Linked DNA regions of Homo sapiens: region 1 is linked to region 2. The links are chromatin contacts, found by Hi-C or POLR2A ChIA-PET in ENCODE. All regions are on one chromosome and are shown on one strand. The core of a region is the stretch at or near the end of the contact, and the rest is flanking DNA. Distances in the headings are between cores, read along the strand shown. Region 1 holds the start of RPS15 (ribosomal protein S15). Region 2 holds the start of ATP5F1D (ATP synthase F1 subunit delta).

Region 1 (3,476 bases), core at 977-3,476, 200 kb after region 2:
GAGAAACCCCGTCTCTACTAAAAATACAAAAATTAACCGGGTGTGGTGGTGCATGCCTGTAATCCCAGCTACTTGGGAGGCTGAGGCAGAAGAATCGCTTGAACCTGGGAGGCGGAGCTTGCAGTGAGCCGAGATTGCGCCATTGCACTCCAGCCTGGGCAACAAGAGCGAAACTCCGTCTCAAAAAACAAAACAAGAAAAAAAAAGGACCATGAAGTCCCAAACTGGAAGCCTACAGCGTGCCAGGCGTGAGACTGTTCAGGCGACAGCCAGAACCACCCCCCCCCGCCCCAGTTCATATTTTGGGGACAGGGAAGGTTTGACTTAGTTTGGAGAGAACCAAGAGAAGGGGTACCCCCAACATCCCTGTGCAGTGCAGTTTCCTCACTGAGACAGTACCCCTCAACGCCTCAGCCCAGGAAGCCAGCTCCATTCCCTGCCGTCAGAGCCTTCTCCCATGTCCTCAGGAGCTGCTGCCCCAGCTCCCAGGAGGGCCAGGCGGGGGCGGCTGTCTATCCACACCACAGGTCATCATGGTGTTGAGTGTCAGCCCCTCCCGTTACATTAGCTCCCCCAGCCAAAGAGCAGCACTCACAAAATCAGCTTTCCAGCCAGGACACTCTGCTGCAGGAAAATGGGTAACATGGACGGGCCCGACACATAGGTCCTGTGCTCCTCGGGACGGAGACTCAGCCCTCCCTGAGTACAGTGTAATTGGCTTCCCTTGGGACTGTGGGGACGGCTGGGGAGAGCTCAGCTCCCTGGACAGTGCCACAGCTAAGCTCGGGTTCCCAGAGGTTTTGTGCTTTTTTTTTTTCTTTTTCTTTTTTTTTTTTTTTTTTTTTTTTGAGAAGGAGTCTCTGTCGCCCAGGCTGGAGTGCAGTGGTGCGATCTCAGCTCACTGCAACCTCCGCCTCCCGGGTTCAAGCGGTTCTCCTGCCTCAGCCTCCCAAGGAGCTGGGATTACAGGCACCCACCACCACGCCTGGCTAATTTTTTGTATTTTTAGTAGAGTTAGGGTTGGTCAGCTTGGTCTTGAACTCTTGACCTCAGGTGATCCGCCCGCCTCGGCCTCCCAAAGTGCTGGAATTACAAGCATAAGCCACCACGCCCAGCCAGGTGCCACATCCATAGTTAATAGTCACCTTCAACTTTATACTTAATTCCAGTAAGATACAGAAACATCACTCCTAGGCCAGGCGCGGTGGCTCACGCCTGTAATCCCAGCACTTTGGGAGGCCAAAGCGGGTGGATCACCTGAGGTCAGGAGTTCGAGACCAACATGGCCTGGCCAACATGGAGAAACCGTGTCTTTACTAAAAATACAAAATTAGCCGGGCACGGTAACAGGTGCCTGTAATCCCAGCTACTTGGGAGGCTGAGGCAGGAGAATCGCTTGAACCCAGGAGGCAGAGGTTGCAGTGAGCCGAGATCACACCACTGCACTCCAGCCAGGGCAACAAGAGTGAAACTCTGTCTCAAAAAAAAAAAAAAGTCACTCCTACATAGTTCTAGTTACTCCTTCTCTTTGAGCTATCATTATTCACATTACATTTACATATCTTAACAAACCCAGTGATATTCCTAACTTTATTTTTGAGGCAGGGTCTTGCTCTGTCGCCCAGGCTGGAGTGCCGTTGGCGCGATCACGGCTCACTGCAGCCTTGACCTCCTGGGCTGAAGGCTCAGCCTCCCGAGTAGCTGGGAATTTTTTGTACTTTTTATTCTTTTATGTCCGTGTGTACACAAATTTTTGTATTTTTTTGTAGAGAGGCAGTCTCACTGTGTTGTCCTTACTAACTTTATATACAAAATTTTATCTGTTAAAGCCGGAATGGTTCTTTTCAGCGAGGCCCTGTCCCTGCTCCAGTATCTGTAATGAATTCTCGTGTTCCTCCCACAGTGGGACCTGAACCGCCAAACCGCACCTACGAGCAAACGGTAGGCGCTCCATAAATACTTGTTGATGTGGGTGCCATCGTGTAGATGACGGAGCACGAACCCGAGGCTCAGACAGGGGCGGCGACTTGTCCAAAGTCCCACTCCGTGGAGGAAGCGGCTCTGCAGACCTCAGGCGGCGGCTGCTCTAATCCCTGCAGCCTGTGTTTTGCCCTCCAGACGGCAGAGGGCGCGTGTTCGCCGCCGGGAAAGCGGAAGCGCGTGTGCGCGCACGGCCGAGGGGGCGGGACATGCCGGCAGTCTCGCGATAACTGCGCAGGCGCGGACCAAAGCGATCTCTTCTGAGGATCCGGCAAGATGGTGAGTGTTGCGATTTGGCGCGTCTCTGCCGGGCCTATCCGGCTCCATCCAACCTCTGACCGTCTCGCGGGGGCCGCAGTTCGTCCCCGCGGCTACGGCGGCTTGCTCCCGACCCTGCAGGCGGCTGGATGTTGGGGCGAGGGGCGGACTTGGTGGGTGTCGGGACGACGCGGGGCTGGGAAGGCCTGTCCGGGCCTTCATGTCCGGGTCCTCGTAACCCGGAGCCGCGAGTGATCCCCGGGGACGGGTCGAAGCGGTGTGTCCCTGTCGGGCTTCTGTCCCCGGCGGCGCCGCGCGTCTTCCGCGGTGTCCTCGGGCCCGGTGGCCCCGGGAGATGGGTGTCGGGATCCCGCTGACGCCCGATCCGCGCCCGCACAGGCAGAAGTAGAGCAGAAGAAGAAGCGGACCTTCCGCAAGTTCACCTACCGCGGCGTGGACCTCGACCAGCTGCTGGACATGTCCTAGTAAGGGCGGCCGCGGGGGTCGCGGGCAGGGGCTGGGCCAGCGGTGGGGCTTGTCCGGGTGAGGGCGGCGGGGCGGGGGTCCAAGCGCCTCTGCGGCGGTGGGCGGGCACGGTCTCCGCGCGGGTTTGGAACTGAGTGTGGTCTTGCGCCCAGAAAACTGTCCAGAGACGTTGAGGTTTTTGCTTATTTGCAACCTGCCCCCCGTTGTTCACTTTTCCGCGGCTTAGTTGGAAGGTGTAGCCCCTGTCTGTAGCCCACGTGACTTAGAATAAGGGGCTGCGTTAGACTCCTTAGATTTTAAGGGCGGTGGAGGTCGCTGGGTCCTTTCCAGGCAGGGTGGTGGTGGGCATCTGGCTTGCGCTTTTATTTTTTAATTTTTGATTATTTTGAGGCGGAGTCTCATCCTGTCGCCCAGGCTGGAGTGCAATGGCTCCGTCCCAGCTCACTGCAGCCTCCCACTCCCGGGTTCAAGCGATTCTCTTGCCTCAGCCTCTCGAGTAGCTGGGATTAGAGGGCCCCCCCACCACGTCCGGCTAATTTTTGTATTTTTAGTAGAGACGAGTTTCAGTGTTGCCCAGGCTGGTCTCAAACTCCTGACCTCAGGTGATCCACCTGCCTCGGCCTCCCAAAGTGCTGGGATTACAGGCGTGAACACCGCGCCCGACCTTGATTTTTGATTATTTGTGGAAACAGCGTTTCTCTGTGTCGTCCAGGTTGGTCTTGAACTCCTGGGCTCAAGCGACCCTCCCGCCT
Region 2 (4,081 bases), core at 392-2,891:
GCCCCAGGGCCTCCCCTGCTCCCTGCACCCCTGGGGTCCAGCCCACCGCGCCAGGCTCAAGGCCCTTTCCAGGGAGCCCGAGCCCCAACCCCCGCCATCCCCGATTCCGCATTTTCCCGGAGCCTAAGGAGCGGGGCTGGGGGCCCGGCCGGGTGCCGCAGACCTGCGTGAGCGCGGGGGCGGGGCGGTGACGTCATAGCCGCGAGCGAGGCTGCGCGGGCCGCTGGCTGACGGCAGCGGAGCCCCGAGCCGCCCGCGCACGCGCTCCTGCGTCAGAGGCGCACGGGGGCGACGGCCAGGCAGGAGGTGGGGGGTCGGCGAGCGCATCTCCGGGCGCGGAGCGCCCTCTGCCGGCGTCGAGGAGCAGCGCGCCGGGGTCCGGGATCCCCAGCGAGCCCTCCCGCGTCGCCCGCGCTGTGCCCCTCGCCGCGGTCGCCGTTTCCTAGAACAGCTGCACCTGCAGCCTTCCACCCTGTCCCGTCCTGCACACTTTCTCGGCTTTTACTGTGATTTATTTTTGGCTTTTGCCACCACCTACCACTACGACCTGTTTGTTTTTAAATTTTATTTATTTTTTTGTTTGAGACAGAGTCTTGCTCAGTCGCCCAGGCTGGAGTGCAGTGGCGCGATCTCGGCTCACTGCAACCTCCCCCCCCCCCCCCCGCCCGGGTTCGAGCTATTCTCCTGCCTCAGCCTCCCGAGTAGCTGGGATTACAGGCGCCCACCACCATGCTCGGCTAATTTTTGTATATTTAGTAGAGACGAGGTTTCGCCATGTTGACCAGGCTGGTTTCAAACTCCTGACCTCAGGTGATCCGCCTGCCTCGCCCTCCAGATCGGATAAAGTGCTGGAATTACAGGCGTGAGCCACCGCGCCCGGCCTGACCTGCTTATTAATGATCTCAAATGTCTGCTAAATAACCCCCGGCCCCAGAGTGGGATTCTCACTCTGTTGCCCAGGCTAGGCAGTGGCGCAATGATAGCTCACTGCAGCCTCAATCTCCTTAGGCCCAAGCGATGCTCCCGCCTCAGCCTCCCCAGTAGCTGGGACCACAGGCGTGCATCACCACGCCCGGCTAATTTTGATTATTTGTAGAGACGGGGTCTCCCTCTGTTGCCCAGACTGGTCTCCATCTCCTGGGGTCAAGTGATTCTCCTGCCTTGGCCTCTCAAGGTGCTGGGATTACAGGTTGGAGCCACCACACCTGGCCCAGAGCCGGAAACTTGATGTTTTCTTGATGTCTATCCAGGGCCCTGCATCCAATGAGCGCCCCAAAAATCTTTTTTTTTTTTTTTGTACAGACGGGTCGGGGGTGGGGGCGATCTACACTATTGCCCAGGCTGGTTTCCAGCTCCTGGCCTCAAGTGATCCTCTGGCCTCAGCCTCCTAAAGCGCTGGTATTACAGTCGTGAGCCACCACGCAGCCGAATCTTGAATTTCACTGAAGTTCGTTTTACTCCACCTCCCAGGACGGTTTCACCGCCCTTATCTGACCACCCCCTGGTTCTGCCGCAGCCCGGGCCGGAACAAAACTGCAACCCCCAGAATACCTCACGACGGGGCACTGCGTCGTCAACGTCGCGTGCGCCCTGCCGGGAGTCGTAGTTCGCGCTTGCGCTCTCGCCGGGACTCCTCCTCCCAGACGTCCCTGCGCGTCGTCCTCCTCGCCCTCCAGGCCGCCCGCGCCGCGCCGGAGTCCGCTGTCCGCCAGCTACCCGCTTCCTGCCGCCCGCCGCTGCCATGCTGCCCGCCGCGCTGCTCCGCCGCCCGGGACTTGGCCGCCTCGTCCGCCACGCCCGTGCCTATGCCGAGGCCGCCGCCGCCCCGGCTGCCGCCTCTGGCCCCAACCAGATGTCCTTCACCTTCGCCTCTCCCACGCAGGTTCGGGCGCTGCGGGTCGGGACCCTCCGTGGCCGCCGCCCCCGGAGTCCAGGGTCCCCACCCCCAGGGCGCGACCCCCGCTTCCGGGCCCCCGGACCCGCGCGCCCCGGAAGCCGAGGCTACTCAGCCCTGGACCCTCGGCCCTGCCTCTGCTGCCCGAGCCCTGCGCTGCCCTCGTCCCGGGCACCTCCCCGAGATAAGCGTCTCCTGGGTGCCCTCCCCGATCTCCCTGGCCAAAGCCTGGGTGTCGCCGGATCGTTGCATTCCCATTTCGCGGATCAGTAGAATGAGGCGCAACTGTTGAGGACCAAAGCTGCAACTTCGGATCCCTGCGCTGGGTTGTCTCAGTGCCTCACATCAGCGCCAGGTCCTGCCCTGACCCATTACTTAGCAGGACAGGCCGAGTGCCCGGTGGGCGCGGGGCCGGCCTGCCCCGCCATCATTCCCCACGCTGTTGTCTGCAGGTGTTCTTCAACGGTGCCAACGTCCGGCAGGTGGACGTGCCCACGCTGACCGGAGCCTTCGGCATCCTGGCGGCCCACGTGCCCACGCTGCAGGTCCTGCGGCCGGGGCTGGTCGTGGTGCATGCAGAGGACGGCACCACCTCCAAATACTTTGGTGAGTCCGGTGGAGGGCTGCAGGGCCAGGCCAGGCTGGGGCTCCACATCCCAGGTCAGTCTCCGTCTCAGTTGAGGCTGCGAGAAAAAATAGTTTTAGGCCGGGCACGGTGGCTCAAGCCTGTAATCCCAGCACTTTGGGAGGCCGAGGCAGGTGGATCACCTGAGGTCAGAAGTTCGGAGACCAGCCTGGCCAACATGATGTAACCCCGTCTCTTCTAAAAATACAGAAAACTGGCCGGGTGCGGTGGCTCCCGCCTGTAATCCCAGCACTTTGGGAGGCCGAGGCGGGGGGATCACGAGGTCAGGAGATCGAGACCATCCTGGCTAACACGGTGAAACCCCGTCTCTACTAAAAATACAAAAAATTAGCCAGGCGTGGTGGCGGGTGCCTGTAGTCCCAGCTAGTCAGGAGGCTGAGGAGATTGTGCCACTGCACTCCAGCCTGGGCAACAAGAGTGAAACTCCATCTCAAATAAGAAAAATACAGTTTTAGCAGGTTTGTCCACTGAGGAGCCTGGGCTGGCCGGTGATGAAAGCGAACCAGAGGGGACCCTGCTCTCAGCCGGTTTATGACTGGCTCTGGACCAACCAATGTAGGATGGTCGAAGCAAGAGATGTAAAACCACCCAGGCCCAGTGGTTCATGCCTGTAATCTCAGCACTTTGGGAGACTGAAGTGGGAGAATCGCTTAAGCCCAGGAGTTTGAGACTAGCCTTGGCAACATAGTGAGACCCTGTCTCTACAAAAAATAAAAAGAAACTGACCAGGCGAGGCTGGGTGCGGTGGCTCACACCTGTAATCCTAGCACTTTGGAAGGCCGGGGTGGGAGGGTCTCTTGAGCCCAGGAGTTTGAGACCAGCCTGGGCAACATAGTGAAATCCCATACTACAAAAAATTAGCTGGTTGTAGTGGTGCACACCTGTAGTCCCAGCTACTCGGGAGGCTGAAGCAAGAGGACCGCTTCAGCCGGGGAAGTCAAGGCTGCAGTGAGCCAAGATCATGCCACTGCACTTCAGCCTGAGCAACAAGAGTGAGACCCTGTGCCAAAAAAACCCCTCAAAAAACCATGTTGGGAGGGCTGATCAGATTAGGGGAGGAAGGTCATTTGTGCAGGAAAAAAAGCAGTTCTAAGCCTCACTGGTTTCCAGTGGTGGCCAGATTTGAACTCAGCTTGCCTTTGGCCCTGACCCCAGCTCAACCCATGGGTGGTGGGTCAGAGGGAGGGCCTCTGTCCCCAGGCAGTGCTTTTGGGGGTTCCTCCAGCTTCTAGTCCTTTCTTGCGGCCCCTGTTTTGTTCTTCTCTAGCAGTTGCCCGCCATGTTGGGCCCAGGGCCAGTCCTGTGGGTCTGTTTGCACACTCAGGACACAGACTTGGATGTTTGTGGAGCTCCTGGTTCACAGGGGGCTCTGGACTTGACCAGGGGAGTCCCTGAGGCTGTGCAGCCCTTTGGGGTCTCACGCCTTCCCCCCGCCCCATTCCCCCAGTGAGCAGCGGTTCCATCGCAGTGAACGCCGACTCTTCGGTGCAGTTGTTGGCCGAAGAGGCCGTGACGCTGGACATGTTGGACCTGGGGGTGAG

Evidence for each region. A loop is a pair of places that touch in the nucleus more often than their neighbours do. ChIA-PET counts read pairs that join two places held with the same protein, here RNA polymerase II (POLR2A). Pooled maps may share reads with other maps.
Region 1: a loop to region 2 is called in a pooled map, with 5 times the contacts of the local background. The contact joins the promoter of RPS15 here to the promoter of ATP5F1D in region 2. A Hi-C loop is called at or near these places in 2 of 37 single-sample maps with no recorded cell type and 9 of 50 pooled maps. POLR2A ChIA-PET finds 5 or more read pairs at or near these places in 7 of 52 experiments (Caco-2, GM10248, H1 and 4 more).

What each region holds. Positions count from the first base shown.
Region 1 is chr19:1,436,170-1,439,645 of GRCh38, forward strand. It overlaps RPS15 (ribosomal protein S15), which reads left to right and starts at 2,227. Exons shown (of 4, transcript NM_001018.5): 1 at 2,227-2,259; 2 at 2,638-2,723. The coding sequence starts at 2,257. RefSeq lists enhancers at 1,972-2,842, 2,251-2,470.
Region 2 is chr19:1,240,110-1,244,190 of GRCh38, forward strand. ATP5F1D (ATP synthase F1 subunit delta) reads left to right here and starts at 1,642. Exons shown (of 4, transcript NM_001687.5): 1 at 1,642-1,882; 2 at 2,347-2,500; 3 at 3,988-4,076. The coding sequence starts at 1,742. RefSeq lists enhancers at 1-405, 1,272-1,401, 1,442-1,511 and silencers at 113-472, 1,812-1,921.